Regions from separate parts of the Homo sapiens genome. Here region 2 is linked to region 1. The links are chromatin loops, found by intact Hi-C in ENCODE. Cell type or tissue: HepG2. All regions are shown on one strand. Links, peaks and the distances in the headings refer to the core of each region. The heading gives the core; the rest is flanking DNA. Region 1 overlaps EGF (epidermal growth factor). Region 2 has its middle 610 kb from the start of MIR297.

The links. A loop is a pair of places that touch in the nucleus more often than their neighbours do. Peaks named below come from ENCODE experiments on the same cell type or tissue, not always from the same donor. Only the 100,000 strongest peaks of a DNase experiment are listed, where the experiment ranks them.
Region 2: a loop joins it to region 1, with 18 times the contacts of the local background. A loop is called at or near these places in 2 of 110 quality-filtered maps.

What each region holds. Positions count from the first base shown.
Region 1 is chr4:109,990,879-110,008,080 of GRCh38, reverse strand. EGF (epidermal growth factor) reads right to left here. Exons shown (of 24, transcript NM_001963.6): 19 at 14,712-14,834; 20 at 13,201-13,348; 21 at 8,235-8,402; 22 at 3,459-3,576. It also overlaps the pseudogene RNU6-35P. Among named protein-coding and RNA genes, the nearest start is that of EGF, 87 kb to the right of the region's middle. RefSeq lists an enhancer at 13,294-13,583. In HepG2, for the core only: a CTCF peak has its summit at 9,108 (motif pointing left); a DNase peak (open chromatin) is centred at 9,080.
Region 2 is chr4:111,464,655-111,481,856 of GRCh38, reverse strand. No RefSeq gene overlaps it. Among named protein-coding and RNA genes, the nearest start is that of MIR297, 610 kb to the right of the region's middle. In HepG2, for the core only: a CTCF peak has its summit at 6,661 (motif pointing right); no DNase peak of the experiment used is centred there.

The DNA.
Region 1 (17,202 bases), core at 5,581-13,580:
AAAGTCTATGGCTTTACGATGTTCATCCTATGGAAAGTGAAAGTCAGAAGAAAGGCCCTGTGAAGTTAGTCTTTCTATCTAAAGAGAGATTCAACATTCAGTGAGGAGCCTTGTGTTACTTTGTCTTAAAGCAACTAGGCACACCAATATGTTAACTGAAGAATCTATTCTAATTATGGAATCTCAGCTTTTAGGTCACGGATCCCTGGAGCCACTGATTTACCATAAGCAATCCAAGAATCCATAAGTATTCTAAGAACTGCCCATAGGCCAGGCAAATAATATCTAATATATGTGTGTGCTACAACTTTTCATACACACACACGCACACACACATTAATAACACTCATTTAAACATGCTACCAAGTTCTGAGTAATTTGGGGCCATTAAAGGTAGTAATAATTACCAGTGCAATGACAATTTTGCAAGCTGGTTGAACAGCCTAGGGACCTAGAATTTTAATAGGAAGGAACAGAAAACAACATTTCTCTTCAGTCAACAAAATGATTACTTTTGTCATTATTTGTATTATCAAAAATTGATTGGGCACTTGCAATGCAGGCTGACCAGAGTTCACTGGCTCACATTCACTCTAGATAGATTAGATATTAAAACAGATCCATGCTACAAGGAAAGAAAAGAAGTGACCCCATACAACAGGACAAAGGACATCATTTGGTGAAGTCCTTCCTTGTCAATCAGTAACTAGTGCAAGGACTGCCCCAAGGTTTTGGCCGATCACGCTTCATTGGTTCAGAAATGGGCGCTCCACAGAAAGGAGCACACAACTCAGAAACAACAGAAAGAGGAGTAGAAAACAATCTCTTTGCCCATATTTTCCTTTGAGAAAGGTGTAGAAAGGGATGATGACTGGGGTCAATTAGGCAGAAGGCAGGGAAATGTTGGTAAGGGAAGTGTGAATCCACAGAACATGTATTTTCATTTTCTTATAATACAAATCATGCTTCATCTCCTCCTCATTGATGATCTCCTGCAGCAACACACTGCAAAATCAACACGCAACCCACTGTTTAAAGACACATGCCCATTATTTCTGTCTCAAGTCAAAATCCAACCCTCTGCACTGCAAATTTTCTAACCTCGTGCCTCTCTGTCAGAAGAACATAGGTCCCGAAATTCTGGGCTGAGGTGGGGAAAGGAGCTGATAGAACTACATTTGTTTCTGCTCTTTCTTCTAGTTTGAGCGTTCAGCTCTCTCCCACTCCCACTGATATCTACAGCAGCAGTTGCTGTCAACGACAGTTATGACGGCTGTGGGGGACTGAGCTCAGCAGCCCCAGGCCTCCCAACATAGCTCTGAGCCAACAAGTTGCTCATGACAGCAGCAAATGCTTTTGATTTTTTAATAGTCATACACAGATTGTGTTTCTCCTTCATTCCCATGATGATGAATTAATGAGATGAATTAAACCTGCTACTCAAAACCTGAATGAAATACCATGTAGACTGACAAGTGACATCTGGGTAATTTAGAAGTTCGCAAAGTCATGAGGCCTCAAAGAACCAACACATTCTAGAGCTTAGTCCTAGAATCACACACTTGTGGAATTGATAAAGACTGATAAAGACTGAAGGGATCTTAGAGATCATCTAATCCAAACCCCTTGTACTGAGTGGGGAGCAGAAGTCTGCATAGGTTAAAGGAATTGCTCAAGATTAGATAGCCAACTGGTGGGAGAGTAAGGCTAGAACTCATGTTCTTTCTCATGCTTTAGAGAAAAGGTCTCAGTCTGTCACTCAGGCTGGAGTGCAGTGGTGCTATCATAGCTCACTGCAACCTTGAACTCTTGGGTTCAAGTGACCCTCCTGCTTCAGTCTCTTGAGTACCTGAAACTGCAAGTGTGTACCACCACACCCAGCAAAGTTTTTTTTTTTAATCTTTTTAAAGAAATATGATCTTGCTATATTGTCCGGGCTGGTCCCAAGCTCCTGGCCTCAAGCAATCCTGCCTTGGCCTCCCAAAGCATGGGGATTACAGGCATGAGCAAACTTGCCCAGCCTCTATTTTTTTCCCCCATACTTGAGTCCAACCAAAAAATAAATAAATAAATAAGGAAACACTGAATGCCTATTACAGGTAGGAAAAGATGATCACCTGGTAGTCAAAAGCACAGTTACAGGAAAGCTACTTTCTGGGAATTCACTGTGAGATGGGAGCTGGGGAGTAGGGGTAATAATGTGGGAAGGACCCCAAACATTGCCTTTGCTCCTCCATAACCTCTCTGTAATAGCTCTTCCCTAAGGATTCAATCCTCCATGGACCTGCCATGTATTCCAGTCTCTTCCACAATATATACCACAAATAATGCCAACAGCACACACTGAATCAGTCCTTAACTCTGACAGGTTTCTAGAAATGGAAATTCCCTTAACTGATTCAAGAATGTGTAGCCTGTTTCAAGACTGCCCTCTAGTGTTCCAAGATCAATTACTGAAGTGGATGATTTATGAAACATCTTGAATTTCCCAAACCTCTGTGCTTTTCGGAAAATATCTAGGATTGTCAGATAAAATAAAGAACCCAGTTAAATTTAATTTTGAATTTAAATTTGAACTTTCAGTATAAGTATGAATTTAACTAGGCATCCTATATTTTTATTTGTTAAATCTGGCAACTATTTTGCTACTGAAATTTGGGGAGTTGAAATGTGTGTGAGAAAAGAAATATTAAGAAAATAAAAGAAATATTAAGAAATATTAAGAAAATTAAGAAAATTGAGTGCAGTGGCTCATGCCTGCAATTCCAGCACTTTGAGAGGCCCGGGCAGGTGGATTGCTTGAGCCCAAGAGTTTGAGACCAGCCTGGGAAACATGGTGAAACTCTGTCTCTACAAAAAATACAAAAATTAGCTGGGCGTGGCGGTGTGTGCCGGTAGTCCCAGCTATTTGGGAGGCTGAGCTGGGAGGATTGTTTGAGCCCAGGAGTTCGAGGCTGCAGTGAGCAGTGAGTGGTTGGATTACTGCACTCCAGCCTGGGCAACAGAGCAAGATCCTGTCCAAAAAAAAAAAAAAAAAAAAAAAAGACAGAGAAAAAGAAAAAGAAAAGAAAGAAAGAAAGAAAATAAATTAGAAGCACAATCTTGGGTTTTTAAGACATGTATCTGGAATGTATTAACTAAAAATATGGAAAGCCTTCACATAACACATACAAATCTAAGTTATAGAAAGAATCTACATGAAAGAAAAAAATTCCAAAAATTTATTGTGCCATTAAATTATGGCATTATTATAACTCATCTGATTCCTTTAGTTAACAACACAGTTCCCCCACCCTCCCACCCAGGACCTCCCTAGCTGATGTGGTCTTGGCTAACACTGACACCAGCTGGAAGCTATAACTGATTCCAGTCATTCTGAACTCAGTGAAAAAATAGAAAAAATGAATAGGGGTTAATATCAAGCCAATTCCTTGCTTCATCTGCTTTGGTCACATTACCCAAGGTTGAGGGCAAGAGGACATCCCATCCTCAGTGTCAGCAGGCCTGCGACTCCTCACATCTCTGCTCGACTCCTCATAAGGATTCTTTGGGTTTTTCGATAGCAGCTTCTGAGTCCTGTGATAAAGCCAAAATTTGAGACAATCTCACAACAAAACAAAATACTCAGCCCACTCAGTGATGATCAGGGACAACTAACTGCTTTTGCTACTAAAATTTAAGTACTTGTGTGGGAGAGAAGAAATATGAAGATAACTAGGAACATAACTTTAGATGTTTAAGGCAGTCTTTTCTGCAGAACTCAAAATGCTTTCCAGACAGTGTTTCACTCTTTCCAAGGTTCTGTGAGGTAGAGGGTGTGTGTGTGTTTGTGTGTGTGTGTGTGTGTGTGTGTGTGTGTGTGTGTATGTATGCCCATGTATGTTGGGGGGAATAGCCTTGCATTCATTCATTCACAGGTATCTATTGAGTACTAACTATACCCCAGGCACTGTCCTAGTACTGATGATATAGCAATGAAAAAACAACTAATTTTGCAGGGAGGAGTGGGGCAGTCTGTGGAAAAAATATCTCAGCAACTGTGTGAGGCAGACTATGTTAGCTCCATTTACAAGTGAAGCCATTGGGGCTTGGAAATGGCAGTGACTCACCTAAGGCACACAGCTACCAAGGGTAGTGTAAGAAGTCGGTCATGATGACACAAAGCCTAGGCTGCTCTTACTGGCCCACTGCAATCTCTCACTCATAAAGAAATTAGAGGCAAAGACAGAAGGAGTGGATGACCCAAGATAAGAAAATCTCATAGTGGCTAAGCCAGGAAATACACTAGGTATCTTGCTTCCAAATCCAGTTTTTTAGAGTACTGTCTTGTTTGACATTCAACGCTAAGTCTATACACGGCGTCATTCACTAGGGGTGGGGGTGGGGAGATTTAGCATGGAGATGGATCCCCATCCTCAAAGCAGTAGCCCCTAGAGCAGTGCATCTGTGAGACTCCACAATAACGCCACTGTCCTGGGGCAGATAGGCAGCTTAATTGCCTCTAGGAATGCAACCCTCTGTCAAAAGCCCTACCTGGACGTTCCAGGAAGAGTGATAAGGATAGGAGGGGCTGCTGTGAATCTGGCATCACAGACAGTACCAAGAGATGGTGTGGGTTATTATGTGTTTTAATCAAAGGCTTCAAGGAAAAAAATTGAAACAAGTGGCTAATATAAACAATTCCAAAGTTGCAAAGGTACAACGTTATAATTTGTACCAGTCAGAATGGCTATTAATAAAAAGTCAAGAAAAAAAAGATGCTCATGAAATTTTGGAGAAAAGGAAACACTTATACACTGTTGGAGAGAGAGGAAATTATTTCAATCATTATGGAAAGCGGTACGGTGATGCTTCAAAGAGTTAACTGCAGAACTACCATTTGACCCAGCAATTCCATTACTGGGTATATACCCAGAGGAATATAAATCATTCTACCATAAAGACACATGGATGTCAATGATCACAGCAGCACTGTTCGCAATGGCAAAGACACGGAATCAACCTAAATGCCCATCAATGACAGACTGGATAAAGAAAATATGGCACATACACACCATGGAATACTATGCAACCATAAAAAGGAATGAGATCATGTCTTTTGTAGGAACATGGATGGAGCTGGAGGCTATTATTCTTAGCAAACTAACACAGGAACAGAAAACCAAATATCACATATTCTAACTTCTAAGTGGGAGCTAAATGATGGGAACTCAGGAACACAAAGAAAGGAACAACAGACACTGGGGGCTACCTGAGGGTGGAGGGTGGGAGGAGGAACAGGAGCAGAAAACATAACCGTTGGGTACTGGGCTTAATACCTGGGTGATGAAATAATCTGTACAACAAACCCCAGTGACACAAGTTTACCTGTGTAACAAACCTTTACATATACCCCTGAACCTAAAATAAAAGTTAAAAAAAAACCCACAAAAAAACAAAGTTATACTTTGTGATGAAATACTTCCTGTTGATTTTCTTACAAGGGAGTCCTTCCAAGAAATCACATGTTTTAAACTAATAAGATTAGAATACTTGAAAAATTTATTTAGTTTCACAAACATTAGTCTTTTTTGTTTTGTTTTGTTTTTGAGACAGAATCTCGCTTTGTCACCCAGGCTGGAGAGCAGTGGTGCAATCACGGCTTACTGTAATCACTGCCTCCCTGGCTCAAGCGATCCTCCCACCTTAGCCTCCCAAGTAGGTGGTACTATAGCTGTGTGCCACCATGCCTGGGTAATTTTTTGTAATTTTAGTAGAGGCAGGGTTTTGCCATGGTGCCCAGGTTGGTTTGAACTCCTGGGCTCAAGCAATCTGCCTGTCTTGGCCTCCCAAAATGCTGGGATTATAGACACGAGCCACCACACCCAGCACACAAACAATTAATCCTTTGAGAGACACAGAAGACAAACGGTATCAAACAAGCTAGACAAGACAGGCAAGGAATGGTATAAGGGAGGAAATAACTGATTTTAACCCTTTAAAGAAAAACAGTTAGCATGTCTAACTTAAAAACTCAATGTTAGAGCTGTATTTGTTGGTACAGTTGAGTATGACATGGCAACATTTAGACTAGCAGTTTTAATTTGATCTTGTCAGAATTGATCTATAGTGCAAACGTAGTTATGCACATAGCTGAAACTTTGCGGAGAGGTAAGCAGGTACACTGATCAGAATTGTTAGGTAAATAACCATAGATTCACTCAGGAAGAATTGTACAACTCTGGATGCATTTCAGTGAAGAGAAAAAGAAAGGGTTCTGATGAGCTTTCTTTTTGAAGGAATAGTCCTTTCACTTCTGATTTTTGGAGTATGAGAGTCTGAGGTTGAAGATACTCTTATATGTATGTAAAGTCTATAGTCATCTTTCAGCTGAGCTGGTCTTTGAATTCCAAGTTTAAAAAGCCAGCAATTTGCCGTTAGCTTTCAATCCAGATCTCTGAAAAATGCCAACAGAACATAAGACATACTATATCATAACACAACAAATAGGAAAAAACACTTAATAATTATGGCACGCATGAACTTAAGTTTCTAGTTTCCATTTTTTTTTCCTGCCCTTTGGCAATGATCCAATGGGATGAACCATTGATCATTCAATATTCTTTCTACACATATCCAAGATATTGATTACACACCAGGCTAAAAATTACAATGTTATTGATGGACTACTGAATTAAAATGTCAAGTTTGTGCCTAAGAATCTTGTCTCTCAAGAGGTGGTAGAAAAGGGCTTAGAGCATATGACTCTTTTGGGGGAAGGTTACAGTTCATAAAAAATCAAAATAACAGATAGCATTTATTAATTCCTATATGCCAGACTTACACTAAAGCCTTTACTTAGGTTAACCCAATTAATCTCACAATAACCCTTGAGATAAGTACTATTCTTGTTCCTACTTTATAGTAAAGGAAATTAATGAATACAGAGGTTAGGACACATGTCTGGTGTTATTTAGACACTAACTTGGATTTGAACCTGTATAATCTGATTCCAGAGCCTGTGCTCTTAACCACTACACTAGGCTATAGCAGGATCTCTGATAAGTACATCTTGGCTGATATGTTGAATTTTCCAGAACACAAGACAGTTGCCACTTGAGTGGTTGTGTAGTACCCATAAATGTGGTTAAATTTTTATCTACAGATGGTGGCAGATATTTTGTACATCTCAGAGAATTGGGACCTATTAGTCAAGTGGGTCTTAGGTCCTCCAGCCATGAAATGATAAGATTGAACTAGATAATTCCATAAAGTCCCCTTCAGCCCTAAAGTTTTATGACTCACTGATTTTGTACAACACAAACTATAACCGTACATAAAATGCTTTTCAATATTGATGATAATAGAGGAAGCTGTCCTACTTTCTAAGAAAACAGAAAATGAGCAGTGTGATGCCTGTGCCTGCACCCTAATGTAGTGTTAGTTTTAAAGAATTAAATGTATAAATGTTATTGTCTACAGTTTTTAATTGTTAACTTGAAATTATTAAAAGCACAAAATCTGAGGACCAGAAATTTCCTTCCAAATTAGGGAAGATATTGATTTTCTTTTATGACAGTTAATATTTTGTGGAAAATCAACTCAATGGAAGGCAGCAATGAAAAATTATAGTTATGCAGGCTATGGGGGGAGCATATAATATTAAACAAAGAGAGTGGAACGCAAAACCATATTGTGATTGATAAATAACACATATACTATGAAGGTGTATGGACAATGACTGGAATGGAACAAGGAAAACGTAAAAGCACTGATGTTTCAGAGCAATGAAATCCTGAGCTAACAGTAAAAATTGTACTGTTATTTCACCTTTTTTTTTTTTTTTTTTTTGACACGGAGTCTCGCTCTATCGCCCATGCTGGAGTGGAGTGGCATGATCTTGGCTCACTGCAACCCCTGCCTCCCAAGTTCAAGTAATTCTCATGCCTCAGCCTCCCGAGTAGCTGAGATTACTGGTGTGCATCACTACGCCTGTTACTTTTTGCCTTTTTAGTGGAGACGGGGTTTCACCATGTTGGCCAGGCTGGTCTCGAACTTCTGACCTCAAGTGATCTGCCTGCCTCGGCCTCCCAAAGTGCTGGGATTGCAGGCATGGGTCACTGCACCCAGCCTATTTCACGTTTTAAATGTAGTATGTAGAGGTACTATTTCATACATCTCATCTCAAGGAGACAGGCATTCCCCTGGGAGGTCTTAGAAAGAGGTTTCCAGTACCAAAGGAAAGACAGGGTCACCTGTAGTAGTGGGCCCCCCACAGGCTCAGGAGGAGCAGCATGACAAGCACCACCACGCAGACAGCCACCACGATGACCTTCTGCTGCTGCCCGTGGCCAGCGTGGCGCAGTTCCCACCACTTCAGGTCTCGGTACTGACATCGCTCCCCGATGTAGCCAACAACACAGCTGTGACAACACACAAACAGAGGTCATCAGAGATGCCTGGCCAAAAACGCTGATAGTTTTGACACTCAGTATTCAGCTGTCTCTCAACCTCTGCATTTCCAGACTCAGCTCTTTAGAAACATATAGAAAATCCATCAGGGGTCAGTTGAAAGCGCTATGATTTACAAGTTAATGCAGCATGGACTTCTCCCTTTCGTCTGTTTGCTCTGGGATTTATGGGGGATTATTTGCATACTGCCTCTATAAGGCATTACAGGACATTGATTAAAGATCAGTTTCTGTTAGGCTAAAATCCTGAGGAGCCACCTTTTAAAACCAACACAAAGCAACTCTGCCCTAAGAGCCAAGGGAGTTTTGGAAACAAATGTTTGGCCAGATTGCAATGAGTATAGGTGAAAGGAAAGGAGAATTTGAAGGCAGAGTTCCTCACTTGAAACCAGGCTATAAAAGAAGAATGTGTACAGTTTCTAAACAGAACACATAACCTAGTCTGCAGAGAAAACTTTTTTCCTTTAAAAAAAAAAATCACTACTAGTGCAAGGGAAGACCCAGTACAACATACATACAGGCATTTGCCTATTTTCTTCAATGAGAGAAAAAGCTATATGGAGGAAAAAGGGACGTTCACCTACAAACACCCTGCTGTCCCATTAGTGAAACTGTCACTAGAGTGAACTGCTGAACTTTTTTGAAGTAAATGAAGCAATGCTGCCATCTACTGGGAATGTGCATTTCTAGAAACAATTAAGATCTCAGGTAAACATCTGTATTCTATTATCCTTTGCAAAAGCATCAACTTTGAAAAACATCCTATTAAACACTCTGTAATGCCCACTTATTAAAAATTCCTCCCTTTGGTCCCTGGATCAACTATTTATTCATCCATGTCCCCACTTTATTCCAAAAGGACTTAACGGAATAAAAATACAGAGAACTGACACCAGTGCCCATAGTGAGAAGAGGCAGCATGGAAAAAACACTGGACAAAGCTCCAGAAGATCTGGGCTCTAGGCCTGTCTCTACCTTTAGCTGGTCAGAGGGACTGGGCAACTCACTCACAGAGGAAGGAGGGAAATGGATTAGTACTTGTTAACCATCTTGTGTGTTTGACATCCTGCTAGGCACTTTTACTTATTTTATTTTTGGTGGCATATTCCTGTATTATGGATAAGGAAACTGAGGCTCAAGGAGTTTGTACAACGTCACACAGCTATGAGTGACAGGTTTGACTCCAATGGTTCTCTGATTTCAAAGCCTATGTTCTTTCCACTATACCATGCTGCTTCCAAAAAGAGTTTTATGCTCTATTCACCTCTGAAAAGCTATCTTCTGGAACTAACCATGCAAGAGATATCAGGATCTGAGTGCAAAAGCATAAAGGACCATCATTCTTGCAGGCTTTCTTGGATGCTGTTTTAATTCTAGCTATCTTTGGTTACAGCCATTTACTATCAATGCCTAGCAGCACCACTTTTAAACTGTTGGATGTTAATGGGCCACACCTCTGATCCTTTCAGAAAGTCTGGGGTCTTGAGGAATATGTCAGTCCCTTAGCCAAGAGTCCTGGAGATCCAAGTCAGCTGCAATAGTAGAGCCTCACTGAGTCTTATAAGGCCCAGAATAGTCATTCAGCATTTTCCAGGGTGGGAGGAGGACACAGGATACTAGTTCTTTGGTTATGAATTAGTTCTTCTGTTAAACCAAACAAAAGATTCTGTGGCCAAATAAGTTTGCCTTTCCATAGCCAAATAATTTTGAGACATTCTAGACTCAATACAGATAAACAAGGCTTATTTTATTTTATTTTATTTTTTTATGGACAGGGTCTCACTCTGTCTCCCAGGCTGGAGTGCAGTGGTGCCATCACAACTCATTGCAATCTCAGCTTCCTGGGCTCAAGCGATTCTCCCACCTCAGCCTCCCAAGTAGCTGGAAATACAGATGTGTACCACCATACCTGGCTAACTTTGGGAGGCCCAGGCGGGCGGATCACGAGGTCAGGAGATGGAGACCATCCTGGCTAACACGGTGAAACCCCATCTCTACTAAAAATATAAAAAATGGTGGCAGGTGCCTGTAGTCCCAGCTAGTCTGGAGGCTGAGGCAGGAGAATGGCGTGAATCCGGGAGGCGGAGCTTGCAGTGAGCTGAGATTGCGCCACTGCACTCCAGCCTGGGCGACAGAGCGAGACTCCATCACAAAAAAAAAGAAAAAAAAAATTTGGTAGAGATGGAGTCTCACCATGTTACCCGGGCTGGTAAACAAGACTTTTTAATGTGTTGTGGTATATACTATGAATCAAGAATTGAGGGCTAGACAGAAGATTAGAAATTATGGTTTGGGAGTTACGCAGCTGGAGGCTACAAGATTCTGAACCTCCCTATACTGCTCCTAAGATCAATGCTTGAGATATTCTGTAGACCCTGCACTTGATGGATCAGCTGACACCACCCGGATCAATTAACTGGCTCATCTGAAGTTATGGCCCCCACCCAGGAACTGACTCAGCGCAAGAAGACAGCTTCAACTCTCTGTGATTTCATCCCTGACCCATCAGCACTCCTGGCTCACTGGCTTCCCCTAACCCACCAAGCTGTCCTTAAAAACTCTGCTCCCCGAATGCTCAGGGAAACCAATTTGAGTAATAATAAGACGATGGTCTCCTGAAAAAAAAAAATTGAGGGTAGAGTATGATGCATCTCTCAACGTGATTTGACCATACAGCCTGTTTTTAAAAAGCATTTCACAGGACTGATGTTGGGGGGTCTTGGTCTAAAGAAGACCTGTTCAGAAGGGTGTTTGGCTGAAAGACAGAATGAACGAGGACCTCCTCTGAGCCCAGAAGGTTTGGAGCCTCCTGAGCATCTCCAAACCAGGAAATCTTCGAGGAATACCTTGGGCATGGAGACTCCCAACTCTCACTTCCTCTGCATCACCCCGGGGGCACCCTGTGGTTTCTTGTGGCTGAGGGGAACTTCCAGTTCCTCTAAGAAAGGAAGAAAGAGCTGGCTCTTCCAAAACCTGCTTACAGCATGAAGAGCACTCTGTACAGAATGACACCTGCCTAGGAAGTGTTTCTAATAAAAGTTGGATGGGTAAAGCACTTCCTAGAGACTTGTTATTAAGGAATTAATAAAAGATAAGGTGAGGTCATCAGGGCAGGAGGAGGCAAGGGTTGAATAGTTAATTAAACCACATTTTTATTAAATATACAATTTAAAAACAAGGTTATGATCCAGATTACTGTGAACTCTGGTAATATTTTAAATATTGCTTTAGGTTCAAGGTCCTTCAATTTGAGTCTTATCTCCAGTTTGTCATTTGTAGCAACTCATGTTTAAAACATTATCAGAGAAATATGATATTTTCATCAGGATTTAATGACAGAAAGAAAAGCAGTGTGTTAAAGAGTTCATCAATCATTTAATAAATGGATGTTATCAGATCCAAATGAAAACATTGTTCTAAATGCAGTATGTAACCCTGTAGTACCCTTTATATTATTATAATGATTTTTATAGTCTAAAGTATCATGGAGGAAAACAACCATGACCTAATACATTCGGACATTTATTTTTGTAATTTCATTATTTGGGATGATCAGAAACAATGAACAGGCAAAACCAATTAGATTCTTAACATTAAAACTAGCAATAACTATTGCAAATACCCAATTTATCATAGGTTAGGAAATTATAGCATGTAAATATGAATATGAAAACAGAATTCTATAAGGACTGAGTCATTTTTACTAGTATTCATGAGCAATTTTTCACTATTTTTGTCATGCGGACATGATTTCTAGTGCAAGGCCATACACTTTGTCACAGAATATAGCTTACTCTTCCACAAATTTAGTTATTCTGTTCATTATTACTGATGAAATAAGAGAAGACTTTAAGGTTATAGTAGCTATTTGTGAGGATCAGACTATTTCATCACCCCTCCCTCAGGCACAGAGAAAATTATCAATGGATCAGGAGCCTGACCCTGGGAGACGTATTAGTTTTTTGGTATCTATCAGTTTCCTCCTATTGCCTTGAAAATATGAAATGAATTAAAAGTAAAATTTGAGGCAGAACTGGCTATTGTGGGTTTGGGTTTTGTTAAAGGGTCCACAGGAAAGGTTTTCGGAGTGAGCACAGTGGGAATGTCTCATAGTTTTAGGGCTTCCTCAAATCTCCTTTCCAGGTTGACACGTTACCCACTGTGAAACCCTTATGGGGGCAAAAAGGGAGCAAAAAGCAGCAGCTGCAGTATCAGCAATTGTTACTGAACAACAAAATGTAAAAGTCAACTGTTAGGAAGTGAAGAAAAAATATACATATGATTAGTTTTGAAGAAAAATATTTTTGGACTCTGGCAAGAAGTCCAGTGTGAATATGTACCAAACTTTTGTAAATCCAGAAACAGATCACGGATGCTCACACATAATATAAAGCACATTTGATGGAAAAAAAAAGTTTTAAGGAATTATCTCACAAACCTAAGTTTTTCAACCAGGATGAGACATTTAATCCCTAGACTATACTAGTAGTAACATCAAATTATTTCAGTAAAAGGGGAAATCACCAACTCCTTAGATTTATACTTATCACCGGTAACTAGAAGGGGGCATCGTGATACACAAGGAGCATGCAATGAAGTGCACACACGTGGTTCATATGTGTATGTTTATATTTTTCCAAAAGAACACCTAATTGCAGAAAAACATCCTGAGTGTAAATTTTACAAATTAGCTACAAGTTATGGACTGAATAGCATCTCTCTGTGCCATCAGCAAGACAGTTTAACTTACTTGCATGCATACTTGTCCAATGCTTCAATATACATGCACACACCATCATGGAGGCAGTACCCATCGTGGGACAGGGGACATTCAGAGTCACTATTTCTTACGGAATAGTGGTGGTCATCTTCCCTGAGGTGAGGGGGTGGAGTAGAGTCTAAAAGAACCCAAGACATTACTTTTACTTTCTGAATGGATTAGTGTCTTTCAAGTATCAATATGAGGAACTAGTTTCTGTGAATAGTTTGTGACATAAATCTTTTAGTGACAGAAGAACTACTAGAAGGGACAATAGTTTCACTTTCCTAGCTAGACCTTAGTCATTCACTATGAAACCAGCCGTTCTTCCTTTGGGCTCAGTATTATCTGATACATAAAGCATATTGGAGGCAGGTAAAAGAACACCCAGTCCTAAGTCGCCATGTGAATTCAGAGTCACTGATCTCATAAAAACAAACCTGTCACACACAAACATACACTAACCATGTGAAGTGACAGTTAGCTTCAAGGTCTCACTGAACAACTGGTAACTCTATGGTTTAAAACCTACCCATCAATGTGCAGTCCGTTACCTCCAATATCCTGGAGTCTCGAAAATTTTTTCTCACAGTGCTTTCTTCTAAAAACTAACCTTCAGAGGAGCCCTCAAGGACAAGACTGTAGCAACTCTGGCAGGAAGAAAATGTTCCCGTAACAGAGGGCATGCCAAAATATAATAGTAAAGTCTCTTTTATTGAATGGTTCACTGCTCCTTAAAAGGTAAACATGTGCAGCTGACTACATAAATATAAGCAGTTTTTCAGTACCTTTAAGAAGAGCAAATTATTTGAGAAAAATAATATGCTAAAAAAAAAAAAACAGAGACCAAGTAAGCACAGAATTTTTCTTCTTAGGATGTTTTCTGCTTATAGGGCTGACAGGCAAAAAGTGGGCAGTGATGGGAAAGACCCCCATCCTGGTCTCCAGGGTCTAGGTGAAGCCAGCTCCCCTTCTGGGGTGCTGATGGTGAGATGTTACTGCTGTTATGGGAAGAAGATTCAGGAAGCAGGAGTCAACCATTATGAATATTGAGAAAAGAAAGAGAAGAGAGCTGGAGTTCTAATTCAGAACAAGAAATACTGCCTTTTTAAAGTAATATTTTAAAATCCTTGAAAGTGATTTAAAATGCTGAGTCCAGACATTCTCACCGACCTGCCTAGCCCTGCAAAACTTATCCAGCAGCCCCACAAATTGACATTACAAATAGTGAGATTAGTTGCACAGTTGAAGAGAGATACCCATGTTCCCATCTTTATTGGATTGTGAGTAATAAAAAAGGATTTATTCCAGATGCTATTAAATTAAGAAAACTTGGACCATTTCAAATTCTCAAGCCCAGCATCGTCCTAATCAGGAAAGCCAGCTCTGCAGCCTGCCTGAACTGAATGATTTTTAGAATCTCTAATGCAAATAGAGATTAGGGTATAGAATATCCCCGAGCCAAGTCCCTCCCCTTCACTGTAGACCACCCACCAACCTACCAGGGCAAATCAGTCCTGGTTCAGACAGGCGTCCAGCACACATGCAGGTATAGCCTCCCTCTGTATTTGTGCAGCTGGCATTCTCTCCACAGCTGTGCTCCCCCAGTTGGCACTCATCAATATCTGTCAGAAAAGACAGAGTACGGGAGAGAAAAGTGGGGTACAGAAAAAGAGGGTTTTATAGTTGGACAGCCTTTGGAAGAGGAGCTTCATCAGCTTCTGTCATGCTATATGTTCTCAGAGACCTATATATTTTTTTAATATATATTTTTTATTATACTTAAAGTTCTAGGGTTCACATGCACAAGGTGCAGGTTTGTTACATATGTATACATGTGCCATGTTGGTGTGCTGCACCCATTAACTCGTCATTTATTTTAGGTGTATCTCCTAATGCTATCCCTCCCCCCTCCCCCCACCCCACAACAGGCCCCTGTGTGTGATGTTCCCCACCCTGTGTCCAAGTGTTCTCATTGTTCAATTCCCACCTATGAGTAAGAACATGCAGTGTTTGGTTTTTTGTCCTTGTGATAGTTTGCTGAGAATGATGGCTTCCAGCTTCATCCATGTCCCTACAAAGGACATGAACTCATCATTTTTTATGGTTGCATAGTATTCCATGGTGTATATGTGCCACATTTTCTTAATCCAGTCTATCATTGTTGGACATTTGGGTTGGTTCCAAGTCTTTGCTATTGTGAATAGTGCTGCAATAAACATACGTGTGCATGTGTCTTTATAGAAGCATGATTTATATTCCTTTGGGTATATACCCAGTAATGGGATGGCTGGGTCAAATGGTATTTCTAGTTCTAGATCCCTGAAGGAATCACCACACTATCTTCCACAGGGGTTGAACTAGTTTACAGTCCCACCAACAGTGTAAAAGTGTTCCTATTTGTCCATATCCTCTCCAGCACCTGTTGTTTCCTGACTTTAAAAATATGGAACGCTTCACGAATTTGCATGTCCTCCTTGCGCAGGGGCCATGCTAATCTTCTCTGTATCATTCCAATTTTAGTATATGTGCTGCCAAAGCGAGCACAGCCCTATACATTTTTAGGTTTAAGGGGACTTTCATGAATGTTGGAGAGATGAACTAGGTCCTACAACGCATGCCCATGCACGTGTTGTTTTCCTTTTTTGTTTCCGTTCTTTCTCTCTCTGTCTTTTTTTTTTTTTTTTTTTTTTTTTTTTTTAAAGAATCTTGCTTGGTTGCTAAGGATGAGGTACAGTGGTGTGATCATGGCTCATTGTAGCCTTGACCTCCTAGGGTCAAGCAATTCTTCCAGCTCAACCCACCAAGTAGCTTGGACCACAGGCTTGCATCACTATGATTGGTTAGTTCTTGTTTGCTTGTTTGTTTTTAATTTTTTTTTTGTGGAGAACAGTGTTTCGCTATGTTGCCCAGGCTGTCTCAAACTCCTGGCCTCAAGTGATCCTCCTGCCTTGGCCTCCCAGAGTGTTGGGATTACAGGCATGAGCCACCACACCCAGCCCCATGCAGGTGTTCTAAGCTCCTGAGAGAGGCTGGAAGCTTTCTTCCTGCTTTGAAGGAAAGGAGACTTCCCAAAGTTGGAGATTAATAAACAACCTCTAGGCAAACATTTAAAAGTTCAGATCCTAAAGATTCATACTTAACTCTTTTGTATAGACATCCTGTCATTGACATACATATTATATCAAATACAACAGTTTTGCTTTTTATATAAGAATAAACTATATCAGAAAAGTCATCCTTTCTTTCCCAACTACCCACCATTTTTTCTTTCTCAGCTACTGCCACCCTAACATTTAGGGCCTCTCTTCCTCTCAATTTTACATTACTGCAAGAACAGCCTTACTCATTCCTGGATCCCATGTTTCCTCCGCGCCATGCCTAAACACCAGTGCCACATTATTCTCCCTCCAGCACAACGATGATAAACCCATCATTGCACCACTTTACTCAAATGCTGCCAGTGGCTCCCTGTTGCCTAGAACTTTGCTGTCCAACTTCCTAGCCTTCGCCATTTGAGAGTATTGAGTACCTGAAATGCATCTAGTTCATATTAAGAAGTGCTGTGAGTATAAAACACACATTAGAGTTTGAAGACTTAGTACCAAAATAAAAAAGAATATTAAATATCTCAATAATTTTTACACTGATATTAAAATGTTAATATTTTGGATATATTTGAATACATAAAATATTATTGCTAAAATTCATTTCACCTGTTTCATTTTACAGTTGTAATGTGGTTAGTAGAAACTTTGGGACAACACTGACTGTCTGACCCTCAGCCAGTTTCACTGGAGAAGTGAAACCTCAGTGACTAACCCTCAGATTTTAGTCTTCCGCAGAGGTAACCCAACCCATCTGTTACAGGCTGAAATGTGTCCCTGCCCCTCCAATTCATATGTTGAGCCCTAACTCCCAAAGTGACTGTATTTGAAGAAAGCATCTACCAAGAGGAAAGTAAGGTTACATGGGGTCATAAGGGTGGGGTCC
Region 2 (17,202 bases), core at 3,447-11,446, 1.5 Mb before region 1:
AAGTAGATTTAAGAGTTACATTATAACCTCTGGGTTTCTTTATTTCAGTAGAGAAGAAATTGAATCTTGTGCTTGGTCTAAGGATGATCCTGACTGTCAACATGCTAGTCCTTAAGAAATTATGAAAGAGACCCAAACATAAGCAATTGGTCAGCGTTCTTGGAACTAAGACCATAGATAGCTCTATGTGATAACCCTCTATGTGAGGGCACATTATTTGAGAAGCCCTTAATATTGATGTTTAAATAATAGTGTATTAAAGATAAAAAGATGAGATATGTAGGAAGACTGGCTCTAAGAGTTGATCAAGACTTTCACAGTTGTGAACTGCTTGAGATATACAATATTCCTCTTATAAAATGTCTTGTTAGTTAAAAGTGATGAATATCTTCTTGTTTAAGGAAAGTGTAATGCAAATTTTGCCTTTGTTTTCGGAATACCCATAAAGAATAGAGCTGATCTGCTTGCCTTAGAGAGGCAAACGTATGTCAAATATTTTTAAAGACACTGATTTATTGTCAGCTGAAAAGGAGTTAGAATAGGTGACCTGTGATTTTTGAGCAAAGACCAGGAGACACAATTGGATATAAGGATGCCCTTATAGTTTTCTACCTTTTCATATTGTCTTTGCAGTCTGTAGGGCCTTTTCTATCATTACAATACTTTCAAAAGGCTGCACAATTTTGCAAGTTTTCTCAAATGCTTTTATTGATATAACGTCATTGTAATTCTCTCCAATCACTGTTTACCTCCTCTACTGTCACTTTTCTTAAGACATTCACCTTACTTTGCCTTGTAAAATTCTGATGTTTTGTGGCTCCTCTCCTCTGCTCTCCTCACACAGACACTGGACTGAAGATTCTTTTTTGAAGTGACTGTATTATTTTTCCTTCTTTTATCACACTGTCTTAACATAGTAGTTGCTTATATTGGAAAGCCATCATTTTTGTCTGTTCAGAATTGAGTCACTCTCTTCAAGTAATAGTATTTCAGATTTGTTTTATGGGGGAACCAATTCTCCCTTATGGGGCTCAGTTCATGGAGTATAAGACAATAGGGTATATAATGTAAAACTGACTGAGTCAGCTTATATAGAGGACAATGAGTATCCCTCCATTCTAGGCTAGGAATTCTGCAATGCTGATTATGTGGTAGCAAAACATCCATTAAATGGTGAGCTGTATCTTGGAACCTAGACAATATGATAATCAGGGCTGGAGTTTTAGGAACTTGGTAGAAAAACTTTCAGAGGCTTCTTCTCTTTGTGAACAAGCAAATCTATATGGATTAGAATCCAATAACATTAATCCTTGGAAAATTGAAAAAAAACCCCTGAAATCCATGTCCCAGCTCTAGTCAGTTCCAGCAAAGGCAGAAAGATGAGAGTGAAAGTCTGGTAATATGCTGGGACATGGAGAAAGCCTTCCAAATATTTCCTGCTATTTTTCCTCTTCCAGTCAAAGAACAATTGCCATCATTGTAGAGTCATAAATTTAAATGCACCATGGTATAATGAAGCAGATTGACTATACCACCATATACTATGTTATATTTGCGTATTGCTCTGAGAATAGTGGAAAGCAGAAAAAACTTAGTCCTTAGACACTGCTGGAATCTAGATTCAAGGAACATGATTCTGCAAGGTCTCTGTCTTTAGTCACTAGCTCATGGAACTCAATGAATCCAAATAGAAAGTAAGCCCACAAATGTTTAGTAAATTGCATTTGCCAAGAAACTCTACTTTTATTTTCCTTTTCAAAATTATCTCCATGTGCTGTACTTCATGTGTTTTGAGTGGGACTGGCTCAGTTCTTGGTTTTCAGCTTGGATGCCCTGATTGACCCAGAACTGGTCAAAGTTCCACATAACCTTGACCACAGAAATTGGTTCACAGATGGACACATGACTCAATGAGGCCAGTGATCTCAGAGTCAAAAGCTTATTTTATTATGTGGTTGGCATAGGAGAAGAATTTAAATGTAGTTTCTGAGTGCCACTCGTAGAAAATTCTGCTTGAAACAAAATCAACAGAGGAAAGTAGATATGAAAGACTGGGAAATGGAAAATATTCAAGAACTGAATACATCATTTGAGCTCATACATGAAAATAACCCCATGCATGAACTTCTATATTATGTGAGGTAATATATATCCTTTTTTGCTTATGCCAGCTTGGGATGAAAAATTAATGGTAGAGTAGATCTAATTTAAGATGGTTATTATCTCCTGATGTAATTTTTTCCAATTCCTACTAAAAGAAGGCACCAAAATTAGTAAACTCAAAATGATACTGAAAGCCAGTGCTGAATGTTATTCTAATGCCAGAATTAGGGAAGAATTTCCACTAGCAGCAAGGCTGATAGAACTGGATTGAAAACACCAACCATGCTGCACTACAGGATAGAAACAAACCTCCTTACCTGAAAGTGAATGGAAATATTCTTCACTATTCCCACAATCTATTCTCTGTTCCCAAAATGCAAGTTCTGAACCAACTTGAAAACTCCAGAAGCCCCTTCTACAGCCTTCTGCCTCTATTTCTCTTTTCTCTTATTCCTCAACTCCATGTCTCTCTGCTGGTGTATTATCTGTGAGTACATGCCCTATAGACAAAATTTATGATGAAAAACTAGGAATTGGTTGTCAAATACAGGGTTCTAAGAAATTGGGTGAAAGAAGCTCATTTCAGGACATGGAAATTTCACTAGATGCATGCCTCCGAAGATTGGATTTGGAATGAGTTGTGTGTTTCTGCCTCACTTACAGCCTTACATCTAAGAAAGTTAAATATGTGCATAGAGAATGGATGCAAGTCAGTCTCCATATTCTATTGACTAACATATTTATGTGTTTTTGGATTTGATTATTTTTGAGGATTGAGCCAATTTCTTTAAAGAGAGCTATCATAGTTTCAGAATAAGTAAAAAAGAAATAATCCAGCATGAAAATATTTATTTTACACATACATGATTATAAGAATAAGGCACTGACATTTGGAAGACTCACAGGAGAAACAGACCTCATAAAATGAAATAACATGGGGATTGTAGAAAGATTTTATAAAATTGTTATAAAATCTATAAAATATAAAACAAGGGTTTGTGTGATATGGTTTGGCTCTGTGTCCCCACCCAAATTTCATCTCAAACTGTAATTCCCACGTGTAGAGAGAGGGACCTGTAATTCCCATATATTGAGGGAGAGAGGGAGGTGACTGGATCATGGGGGCAATTTCCCCATGCTGTTCTCATGATAGTGAGTGAGTTCTCATGACTTCTGATGATTTTATAAGTGTTTGAAAGTGCCTTCTTAGTTTTCTGTCTCCTGCTGGCTTGCAAAGAAGGTGCCTTACTTCCCCTTCAACTTCTGCCATGATTGTAACTTTCTTGAGGCCTCCTCAGCCATGCAGAACTATGAGTCAATTAAACCTCTTTTCTTTATAAATTACCCAGTCTCAGGTAGTATCTTTATAGCAGTATAAAAATTAACACACTGTGGTTCTTTGAAATAGAAAAAAAATACGTTAAATAAAAAGTTAGCAGAGATTAAAAACAACCTCATGGTATAAAAACAATGTGTACTGAAGTTAAGTAGGATTACATATAAACTAAAATTTTAATAGGAATATAATAGTATTATTGGAGCATTAAGTAAGATTTCTGTTTTTGTAAGTTTTGGCTGACCTTTCAATCATTGAAATCAGATTTTTTTTCTAAAACTTTATTTTTATCTTTTAAATGCAGAGTTAGTAAATAGTGGCTCATAAAGGAAAAGAGAGAAGCAGGAATTTGCTAAGCATGGGGAGAGGAAAATGACATCTCTGTGTTGCATATGAACCAATTTCTACTGGCTTGAAGAGTCTTAGCCCAGTCTTAGTGGGTTATACATTCCCCTGAGGGTTAATTAAAGATGTCACAGAGAAATAAATGAAAGTTGATTTCTGCTGTATTGTCTCTGAATTCCTCTTGGGAAAGAAAGGTCATCAATAACAACAATACAAATACCTGAAACAGAAGGACTGACCAGCTACACAATTGAAGATATTGCAATTGAGTTTGTAGATAGAATGGGTAAAAAAAACTCAGTCAATCCCAATCACAAAAATGCTTACCATCAAAAACGCAGGAGAAAACCTTAAAGGTACATTCAAACATTAAGAAGCTAAATCTAAATTAGGAAACCAAAGGAGGTAAACTTATAGTAAAAGTTATGATGGCATTCATTTAAATTAGTCAAGTAGGGTTAAGGTGGGATACTTCTTCTAAATTTATTCTTAAATATATTTGCAAATTTTAAAATATATATTTAAAAATAGAAAATAGATAATCAAAAATAAAATTTTAATAATGATAATCTTTTTAATCATTTCCTTAATTAAAGTAATCAAACCTGGAAAATGAGGAGAGATGGTGACGAGAGGTAGGAAGGGCTGAAAATAGGTTAGTATAGTTTCAAATAATATAAATCATTCATGATTTTGGTAACTAGATAAATATGTTTAAAATGTTTTTTAAAAATAAAGTACCACCAGTAGAATTTATAAAAATTAAAAGCATATTCACTAATGCACTCAATACTTAAAAAGTTAGAAAAACAAAAGAAGTTAAAGCCAACAAGAAAGCATTAAAACAAAAGTATCAAGATATCAAAATGTTACAAAGTAGTCCCTTCTTGTCCGCAATTTTGCTTTCTGTGGTTTCAGTTGCCACAATCTGAAAATATTACATACAACAAGATATTCTGAGAGGGAGAGAGAGAGAGAGAGAGAGAGGGAGAGGGAGAGGGAGTGGGGGAGAGAGAGAGAGGCCACACTCACATAACTTTTGCTATATTGGTCTAATTGTTTTATTATTAATTATTGCTGTTAATCTCTTACGGTGCCTAATTTATAAATTAAACTTTTTCACAGGCATGTATATGTAAAAAAGACATAATATATCCAGTGTTCTGTACTATCTGTGGCATCGGGCATCCACTAGGAGTCTTAAAACATATCCCATAGATAAGGGAAAAGTATTGTATTATGTGAGAAAAGCAAACTTTGAAAAGAAATATATAGTATAGGCTATTAAATCCAAGAATGAAATTTATAAAATGTTAGTAGTAGTTTTCTTTGGTAGTAGAATTAGGAATTATTTTTTCTTTATAATTGTCTTTGTTTTATACCTGGAGCATAAAATTACTTTTATAATCAGAAAATAAGCTTTTTTTTCTCAAGAAAGAGAAGAAATGAATGTGACTGTCATTGTAGACTAATTCTAAACTTATGTGAACAGAGAAAGTAAGAATTGAGGAGATTTGAAGAGTTAAGAGTTTGAAGCAAAAATTTAGAGGTATATAAAAAGATAGACTACATATTTGTGGAGCAAGAAAGATGAGAAGTTTAGCTTAGATTTGCAGTTGAGTTTTTCTCAAAGACTTCTCCCTAGAGCATAACTTAAATGGAGAGAAAGCATGATTGGTTCTAATAAGATAATGAAATTTATAAAGTCTTATCTACTCCTTTTTTTAATGCTATAACACTAGACACATGGGCACACTCATGAGCTCATAAGAGACCTTAAGCAGCAAAGAAAAATACAGAGCCCTACCCACAATATAGTTTCAAATGGTGTTAAAACAAAACAAAATAAATAAAGTAAAATAAAAAATATTTTTTAACTAACTTCATCCTTTTGGGGGGATATCATATATTGAATTATTAGGGGAAAACATTCTGCCTTTGCTTTGCTAAAGCCTTGACAAGTATTTAGTAATCAAAACTACAATAACTTTGTGTTCTTTCCACAACCAAAATTTCTCTTACATGATTCACTTATTAGCATTAAGGTTTAAGTAACTGAACAAATAATAATTAAACTATGACTTACCACAGGTAATGTCAATTAACAATATTTAATATCTTAGATTAGCTTGAGTCATTGGTCAATGGGGAGTAATCTTGGAGAAGCTAAAGTTTTCTCATCATGACTGTGTTTTGGCCTAAAACTTATAAGCCACACAGAGCAAGCAGTACCTCCCCCACCCCTTCCCTTTTCGTGTTGATATGAAGCCACTGAAGTTTATGGATTCCTTCTGAAAAGAATCATCAAAGCCATTCCAAAGATAGAAAAGTGGGGGGCAGTGATTGAGGGCTGACATAAAATAACTACAGCTATTCTCTGTTCCATGGGGCTGCTTCTGACTCTCCTCTCAGGCTGAATGTTTTTAAACTTTCATCCTGCCCATATTGTTTTTGATGGATGTTCAGCCAACATTCATGTCTTCTGCTAAGTATAGGACCCTTGTGCAATTTACTTAATCTTTGTAAAACAATTAGATGAAATTTATTAAATTGTTCATTTAATCCTTCTACAGACTTTTATTTAGTGCTAAGTGCAAGGCACTGCACCAAGAGATGAGGTTATAAAGATAAATAGAACAAATCTCTGCCCTCATGGAGTTTACGGTCCAGTAGCACATGATTTAAAAAATATTTATATTCTACCACCTATTGTTTCATTACCTTGTCTTCAAATATTTTAGAGAAGGTAGGGAGGCAAGTGAGGCACACATTGGAATTTCCCACGGATCTCATCCTCTCTTGTCAGAGTTCTTTACCTGATATCTGGGAATAACGAAAGCCAGGTCTGGCCAAAAGAGAGCTCTGTCCGCCTCCAGGGGTCAGTCTCTCCTTGAGAATCCTTCCGAGAATTGCCTAAAGCCATTTCCAAGGATTGCAGATGTTCAAGTAGGAAGAAGCCTTCAAAAATTTTACTTGCATAGAGAAACCAGTTCTAAGTTTTCTTTCAGATCTGAATTGGATCTCAAGCAAGTACTTTCCTTTGATTGAGGTAGAGGGGCTTTTGAAGGCGTGTGTGATTTCTATGTTTACATGCACTTTCATATGTCTTTGAAACCTAGAAAAAGATATTTGCCTTAGGCCACTAAGGGAGTGAATATCACAAAAGGGATTAGAATGCTGTACTTTAAAACATCAGGTCTTGTATTGGGTTATTAGATCATACTTTTAATTCAAATAACATCACATATGTCCAATTCAAGTCAGAATCATGAAGGCGTATGACTGAAGGGGGAAAAATAATTGTCTTTAATGTAAACTGAATCTATTAGTATGGATTGAGAGATAACTGCAAGCATGTACACTCAATGTGGTAACATTCCAGCCCTACTAAGATACTGCTCAACAGTCACAGGTGTGTGCCTTCTAAGAGGTGCCTACTGATTAGAAACCCCTTCCTTCATTCTACCTTGTTCTGGAAACTCATTTAGCAATTAGCAAAATGAAAGCATTCTCTTTCTGGAATTTTGACTTCAGAAGAGGGAATTTAATTTACAAAACTGCCTGCAACTAATTAAAATGAGTAGTCACTGTTGGTTTGAAATGGATTACCTCTGGGAAAATCACACTTCAGATTGTCAAAAGAGGGTTTATATCCTGATTCTGAAAAAACATCTCTCCATTGTTCAGTAGACTGATGCTCTTTCAAATTAATGGAATCTGAAACCTGAAGCCACACACAGAAGATGATTGATACTGGAAGGTTAGTTTCATACAGAGATGTTTTACTTCAGAATATTTTAAGGCTCTTATTTCTTATTCCATTCTCTCCCCAAGTCTTTTGATTTTGAAAAATTATTTTCATTGTGTAATTGTGTATTAATTAATTAATTAAATTGTGTAATAGTCAATGAAATGAAATTCTGTTTTATATTTAAATTAGTTCCAGATGTAAAATATTTTTTAGCTCACCAAATATTTATGTGTACTGAACATTTTCACGAAGACTCTACACACTTAATCAATTTTGTGTTAGTTTCAACCTGATATTACTGTGTGTGTCATAATCAGAGGATGCACAGCAATAATGCTCCCAGGTTTCAAGCAAATCTCTATATGCCTGAATGCTATAGTATTTTAAAGCAAACAATTTCATTTAATTTGGAATTTCATTTTTATGACATGGAAATATTCTATGGACTCCATTTTCTTTCATTAACTAACTTGAATTAATTTAGTCTAATTATAGTAAAATAGGCCTATTACCATTATCTTCAGAGAGTTGATAACAAGAAGTGTTCACAACATGTCTGTTTATGTAACTAGTACTCAATTTTTTTAAGGAAGTCAATTAACTTCTGAATAAATAGGATTAAGAAATAATAAAAATTAAAGGAATTCTGTGTTCAAATATAAATATCATTAACCTACTGCTCATAAATATAATGGCAATCTAAACAAAAAAAGTTCCCTCAAATTTGAATGGGGATAGATGACATAAAATTAAGTGAATCTCAACAATGCAAGAAAATGAACAAGGGCAGCATGTCATATTTTGGACTTATCACGTCAGTAGATTCAGAAAGAAATTTCTAATTTAATTCTTCTCTTGGGAATACTAGGTTATACTATATGACCAAATTTGTAAACTTTACACAAAATTTTGAATTTCTGAAGAGACTTGAACTCTTGGAACCACAGAAAAGAGATACTACTGTTTAACTTTCTTAAATGATCAGAAATTTAATTTCTAATCACAAATGGTCAGTGCTTTTAAACAAGATTTTATTACATAATGATGTTTTAAAATCTCTAAAAATACTCTGAAGTGAAGGTAAAATGTTAATTTATTTTTAATCTATATATTTATTTGCATATATATATATTTTATTATGCCTTGTTTACAATGGATTGGAGCTGGTTAGGAATTGTATTATAAGAAAGATATAAAGAAACTATAAGTAGTGTTAACATTTTGGAAACATTTACTATGTTTCTTCTATTTAGATTATGCCACAAGGTATATATAGTTTAAAAGAAAAATAAATGTACATCATATAGGAGTATGCCTGAAATAAAATATTATGCTAAGAAATAAAAAGTATTCAGAGAGAATGGATGTTGATAAAATGCATAGCAATATATGTTAGAAGTATAGGAGAAGAAATGTGAAGTATATCAGGAAGATAATTTAAAACTCCAATCCATTTTGAACATACAGAAATGGGCCTACAAATCAAAACTGAAATTTTGTTTTCTGGCTCTGTGTTGCTCCCATGAAAAACATTGATAGTTGACTTGGCTAATTTATGGGTTAACCTGGGTCATTCTTATTAATTTATCAAAAGCTTTAAAGCCCTTACCAGTGCTTCTCTTTAATAATTTCTTAAGTTTGCCCCAGGATTCTTTTCTGAAAACGGTTAGTTTACCTACCCCATTTTTTATGATATAATCCTCAATCTTTCACTCACTTGTGTGTTCCTAAGGTGGTGATCTGTGCCCCACTAAATCACTTCAATTTTCCTTAATGGATAAGGATTAAGAGTTTCCAACTTGAACACACATTTAGATGCTTTTTAATGTATATTCTCTATCGCTTTCTATGCCAAGGGCAATGTGGAGCAAATGACAGCCTTAACAATTAATGTATTTTATGTCTTTGGAAATCACTATTAGGATAATTGGGAAAAGAGTTACAGTTACTTGAGGCATAACCTATTAGAAAAAGCAAAATACCCACATCTGCCCCATAAAAAAATCCCACAGATAATGCTATCAGACTACCAGATAAAGAGAGCGCAGCTAATTCTTCTTGCTAGAAGTTTATCAAAACAAAGTTATACATCTTAGAATATGTCCCTGACTCAGAAGACAGCATGGTCAATAATTTCACTGAGCAACAAAACATATGCTACCATTCCTGGGAAAATATTAGAGTCACTTTACACAAACTATGCTTGATGACAACCATTCTGTTTGCTGTAGCTCAATCCTAAAAATTAACACGTCTAATATAAGATCTTTAACTTCATACTAAGACATGTACCATAATCTTTTAAAATTTTTTTCTGTAACAATCACAAATCAAAATAGAAAGGCCAGCTAATGAAGTGGACTGGCTATGAATGTGGGGTCAAGAGAGATCTGTGTTCAGATTCTGGTTTTACCACTGTACTTATTTTTGTCTTAGTTTGTTCATCTATAAGAAGGGGTTGATAATATCTGTTTTGCATATTAAGCCAAGTTTATCTGAAATAATGTATAAATGTGCCTAACACAATTTCTAGAACTTAAGGAATATTCTTTCATTTCCACAACTCCTTATACAGCAGCTCATCTTTGTATCTAAGAGTAAGGTAAAGTTAAAAAAAAAAAGCAGGTAGACATGCATTTTAATATTTCTAATCCTGATGGACCATTGGCAACCTTGAGAGATGCAGTTACAGTTACAGATAGTAAGAGGTCATTCTAGATCTGATTACTCTTGCATGGATCTACACTTGTCATGGTTAAGAACCATGGGCTCATCTAATCTAGGATAACCTTAGTGGGGTTATATCAGGGAGGCCTACATTGGGAATACAGATAGCTTTTCATAAAGTATTGTGTAAACATTTTCTTTATTGGAGCATCTTGGTTTTAACTTTATATATACATATATATATATATATATATACACACACACACACACACACACACACGTATATACATATATATATATTTCGATAGATAGATCATATTCCAATGGTAGTTTCCCAAAAGTGTTTCATCATCTGCTTTTTCCTCTATACATGGGTTCACAATGGTGTTTGCTAGACACTCAGTTTCTTCTTGGAATGAAAATAGAAAGTTTTAAAGGACTCAGTACAATCTAGAGTCTCAGGGAATTTCAGATTTCACTGAGGTTTATATCAAATAATTAATATGCTGAAGTGTAAAAAGTTTTTGGAACTATCCCTGGCAAGTGGGACTGCTCTGTATTTCAAGAATATCTTGGGTACTGCTACTATCCTGACTTGAAACATAGGGATAGCCCAGAACCTGCAATTGAGCAAAAGTAGGAGTTCTGGACACCTCACTAAAATCTCTTATCTGTAACTGAGAAGGCTTTGACCAAAACACAATTCCTCAATTTTGTTTTTCTAAAATGTATGACAACAAAAATGTAAATGGTAGAAGAGAACACTTAAATGTTTCTAAGACTCAAGTACTACTATTTAGGTAATGAGAAAATAATTTATATTATGCTGTTGTTAGGAATGCATAGGACAATCTCTAGGGTAACCACTACAAGAATATAAACAAATTATTAGAAGCCACTGAAAAATTGGATGCTTTGTTACAGAGCATAGGAAGGCCTGATACACAGATATACAAAAGAAAAGTATGAAATGTGTAGGACAAGAAATTATAAAGAAATTAGAAGACTGACTTGAATAACATCTGTCAATAGGAAATTCTATGTGTGCCACAAAGTTTAAGAAGATGTTGAGAATAAGCTCTTTAGCTTTATAATTATCATAAAGGCAGGATAAAATAAAATTGGGTGGGCTGTGTTGCACAGGAGAAAAAGCAGATATGCTGTGATAAAGTAACTATAACTTAGTTTTATAGTCATAGAAACAAAAGGTTGAAGAGTGCGTTAAAAATCATTTGACCCAAAGTTAAATCTATAAGATGACTATTTGGTCTCTGCTTAAATATCTTTAGTGCCAGGAAGCTCATCATACTTGAGAGATCTCATACCATCATCCAATGTTCTGATGCTCACAAAATACTTTCTTGTTTTGCTTTTCTGAAACATTCTCTCTTTGATTTTATTTATAGTGCACACACCTATTCAGAAGTATAATGTCTTCCATATGACTCAGGATATAACCTTCCAGGTTCTATCATCCTGTCATTTCTCCTTTCAATTCAGTATGCAATATGCCTCCACCAGAACATAACGGAATGTATTATAATGTCCTGCTTACATTTTATCTGGGTAAGTAGGGTTTAATTTGATGGGGGCTAGGATCGGGTCTACATCCATATTGTTTGCTGTATATCCCTAGTACCTGACACAAATATAATACATTGTAAACACTTAGTAAAAAATTTGCTCAGTACAGCAGCTGGAAGCCTTTTTCTAATAGCCAACTAATTGGAAGGTGTATCAGTTTGGGGCCAACCAAGATAGATAAAACATAAGGTAATTATAACAAGAAAGCTTAATATAAAGGATTATTAGCTATTAATATAACAAGCGATTGAAGCAACAAGGAATTGGTTATTATTAATAAAAGGGAACTGAAAAAATACAGAGTAGTAAGAAGCACCTGAGATGGAACATCCAAGAAAGGTCCTCCTGGTTTGCCTCTCAGAGCTGCAGTTCAGACCTGTGAGCACAGTCATGCTCACTGGGTGACAGAGAAGTCTTGCGGTGCCATGCCGGCAGAACTTGCAGGAAATTCTCCCTCTGGGGTGCTGAGGAAAGCTGATCATAAGATGTCTTTACCTTAGGCACTCTGAATAAAAAAACATACAGAATCAGGAGGGAATGCTGGAAGATGCTACTGGGTTTCTGAGTGCTGTTGGCTGATATGCACCTACACCACAGGAGCTAGGCACTGAAGAAGCTGCGAGTGCTGCAGGATCCTGGTGTTGAAGTGACCAAGCATGTTGTAGAAGCCTGCAGAGAGAGAAAGAAAATCAGAACTGGGAAACAAAACCTTTACCTCCTGCAATGACTCTTCAGAGCCCTGTATTGACAAAGCTTCCATGCCAAATGAAAAAGGAAAGCATAATTAAAGGGCCCAGATTCATTCTCACTGTGCAGTCAAAAAGGGCCCAGATTCATTCTCACTGAGCAGAATTTGGGGCTGAGAAAAAATAAACCAATAAGTGACATATCAAGCAAAAGTATTGCTGTCACTGCAGGATGCACTTCACCTGCTAATCAAAAGGTAGTCCTTCAGGTATTCTGAAGCATAGCCAGATATCTACCCAATTCTTTTATACTGTCTTAGTACTCGGTCATTTACATCGATGATCTCTGGTTCTCTTCATAAAGTTACAACATTCTTACTCAAACAATAATTTAGAACATTCAGTGCTCCCAAGTTCTTCACATTTCTTCCCACTTTTTCATTGTGCTTGGAGATTATTCCTAGATCTCTTCTGATAGAGAATCTAACCAATTAGTGGTCACTGAGATTCGTAAGGATTTCCAGAATTTACCCCACAACACATACAGAATGGTATAGAAAGATAGAACAATTCCATACAAGTCAACATGCAGTGCTTCTATGCCAATTAGCAGGATGTGTCTGCCACCCTAATGCATATCTGCCACTCAAGGACAGTGACAAGTAATCATTTACCTGCTCTTGCTAAAACATCCTTTATGCTTTTCTATACTTCTCCTGGAGATCTGGCTTTGCCTTCTGTGAGACAAACTACATGTAATTAATCAAAAGTTGGTCCAGGGATAGAGAATTTTGTCTTTGTTTTCTCTATCTAGTTTCTCCCATCAATATTAATTTGGCATTTGTTTTAATTTTCTTCAATTTTGTGATTGCTTTTGAATAAGATTTTCTCTATTCTACATAGATAAATATCACATTCACAAAAATTCTGTTACAGATCGGGGCTTGACTATGTCCTCTTGCTTTAATTCAAGATATGCATAACTGATGCTTGCCTCTTCCATCACTAAGAATAACATAGAATAGCATATCCAATATGAAATATAAGAACATTTGCCTCTTCTTCTAAATCACCCTTATAAGAATGAGACATTAGATATTTTACATAGTTTAAAATGCTTCAGTATGGTCAGTTTAATATATGTATATGTTTTCACTTACAATCTAGTGACAATTCTTAAAATTCGAAGAATCCCAATCAGAAAGAAACATTTGAAAGCCCTATTAAAAAGTCACATTGCATAGAAGTTAATAGGTGCTTTAATTATTGTCTGTTTCAGTTTAAGTATGGTCTACATCACCTATCTATGTATCATCTATCTATTAGATATCATCTATCTATCTATGTATCATCTATCTATTATCTACTGTCTGTATTACCACAGGAAATGTGAAAAATAGTTTTTCAGTGGTAAAATGAGTAATTCTTATGAAAATTATATTGGCTAACAATATTATATAGGCAATACTTCAACCATATGCATAATAATGTATAGCAAATTATTATATCATTTTACCATTTGAAATAACAGTAAAATTCTTCTTTTTTATTTATATTCATGAAAATCATTTTAAAAATGTTTCAGAAACATGAGGTAGTAGGCAGAATTCTAAAATATCCTCCAAAATTCCAACTCCTTGTATACACACCCCATATATCTCTTCCCCGTATGTAGGAATGAGACCTGTAAATACAATAGAATATCATTCCTGTGATTAGTTTATAAGGCAAAAGTGAATGGATTTTTAAGGTGTAATTAATGTCCATAATAAGTTGACTTCAAGTTAATTAAAAAGGAAATCCTGGGTGGGTCTTACCCAATCCAGCAAGCCCTTTAAAATAGTTTTCAAAGCACCAGAGACATTCTCTCCTTCACCACGAAGAAGCAAATTTCTGTGTTGTGAGAGCATTCTATGACAGGGAACAGCAGGCAGTCTCTGGGACCTCAGTCCTACAACCACAAGAAGTTGAACTCTGTCCAAACAACCAGTGAACCTGTGAGAGGCGCTTGAGCCTCAGATGAGACTGCAGCCTTGTTAATTGATTTCAGCCTTGTGAGACCCTGAGCAGAGGACCTCATTAACTTATTCCAGTACTCCTGACTCAAATGCTGAGGTAATAAATTTGAGTTTTTTTAAGTCCCTAAGTATGTTGTAATTTGTTACACAGCCATAGAATACTAACATAGATCATGTTGCCAAAATTCCCATGTAAATTTCCTCCTTTCTTACATGAGATCATTAGTTTTGTCTTTGCTGAACAAACTGAAAATTATTAAAGTGATGCTCTATAAAAACTCATGTAAAGACTTATGCAGACATAATTTGCTGGCATTTCATTCATTGCTGTACAACTATGTTTTTCAAATTAGGAATGTGTCTGGCACAAAAGTGAAAGCTGGTAGCCACATATGTGTACAGGAGTAGAAAGAAAAATTGGCACAAATTCTAAAAATAAAACATTTGGTCTTTAAAGAACTTTCTCACTGGTAGAAAGAATTGGGCCATGAGCCTCCTTCCTTGCCTTTCAAGGAAGTTAAGTTTCTTAAAAAAAAAAATACTTCTCTGTGGATTTAAAAAGTTAGTGCAAAAGAGATTAAACTTCATAGATGTTCATGTTAAATGCATTTTAAAAATACTTTAAATAATTCCACCCTGTCGCTTTGTATGTTAAAAGCTGCCCAATTATCCTGATAATCAGCAAAATGAAGCACTAAAAACTTTAGTGTTGATGAAAGACAAGTGACCAATTAAAACATTGGACATGGTGGAGAAAAGGCTTATTTTGCATTGTCAGTTCATGAACATGTAAGACAGAATTTATGTTGTTCTGAACATAGGCATAATTTGTAAAATCTTTTATGTCTTTGAGCTAAGACGCAGAGAATGTTTGCTACTCACCAAAAATTTCAAGTTGTATATTTGAGGACATACAATAACTTTTGAAACATACATTTGCACGTGAGAGGTAAAAGTTTATGAATTATATGATGGGGCATTCTTACTAATTTGTTGCTTGCTATCTTTTTAAACAAGTTTTTATGTGTGTACTATTAAATTCTTTCATATTCCTATTTGTCATTCTTTCATTTTCATTTTTTTGTCATTTGTTACCAAAGGTAAGGTAGTTTAATTTTGTTTTGCTATGTTTTTTGTCAACATGCAGAGTTCTGTTGTCCTGAGAACAGCTGCTGTAGAGTGAGACAGTTAAAAAATATTCAACTAATTAAGATTGTTTTAGAAATTGTTTTATTGTTAAAGTCTTTTAATTTATAATTTATATTCTTTGAAACTTAACCAGGCCTCTCAGCCAGTCTCTGAGGATAATAGTTAGTTTCATTCAGGGTAGCCTAACATACTTATTGTCAGGTATATGTTTTGCTAATCAAATTTGCACTTCTCATCTAGAGGACTCTAGGGATAAATTTCTTACCCTCTATTTTACTTAGCTTACAACCCCATGGGTAAGAACAATTTTCATTATCTGAATTTTGCTCATCATTAAACTACAGCAGAAATGGTGAAGGGCAAGAAAGGAAATACTGTTTTGCTTATGCAAACATTATAACAAAGAGTTACATTTAAGAAATCATAGTATGCTGGATATTACACATGGAATGCATGCATTCTAAAAATAATTTATCCTATAGTTTAACATAGAAATCTAGAATGTAATTATTTTCTGTTTATAGCCATTTTTAAACGTAGACATGTCTTCCTAATTTGTGCATTTTCCATTAAACATGCGTTATTTCCTGATTAAAATTTTTAATTAAATCATGTATGATCTAATTAATCTATTGTACTATTCCTGTTTTGAGTGCTAATGTTCAAACTGATGTGGTAATGACATCAAATTATTTTATGAACAATACCAAGGGCATTATAGATAATGTTTTTATAGACAAACTTCATGTCTATTGAATGCTCTCACTAGTCAAAGATAATGCCCATGCAAAGTGGTTCTTGTCAATCATATTCTATAAATGCTTATGAGAATTTAGGGATAAAAATTCTAAACACATAATAATTTTCCCTTCATTTTTACTTATTAAACATGTGTAAACATACTTTGTTTAATGTGTAAGAACAATTAATGTGTAAGAACACAGCAGAATTTATACAATCTTGATTTCTAGTCTAATTACTTAAGCCTTACATAATTTCTTTCATTTTACTTTTACCTTCATTGCTATGCTTTTATAATTTTCCACAGCAGTTTTTCTCTTCCAACTTTTTAATAATTTTCTAATTTTGACATTTCTTTTTCCTTCCTTCCTCTCTTCCTTCTCTTTTCTTTTCTTTTCCTTCCTTTCTTCCTTCCTCTCTTTCTCTTTTCTTTTCTTTTTTCTTTTCCTTTCTTTTCTTTCTTTTTTGAAGGAGTCTCATTCTGTCGCCCAAGCTGGAGTGCAGTAGTGGATCTCCACTCACTGCAACCTCCACCTCCAGGCTTTAAGTGATTTTCTGGCCTCAGCCTCCCAAGTAGCTGGGAGCTGGGATTACAGGCATGCAACCACTAAACCCAGCTAATTTTTTTTTTTTCTCGTAAAGATGAGGTTTCATCATGTTAGCCAGGCTGGTCTCCATCTCCTGACCTCAAGTGATCCACTCTCCTCGGCCTCCCAAATCTCCGTTCTTTTTTCTTTCTTTGCTGCTTTTTAAGTTTATTGAAAGTAATGCACTCTGTGGTCCTCAGCAATTTTTAATGCCTCTGCTTATTTCTAGATGTTC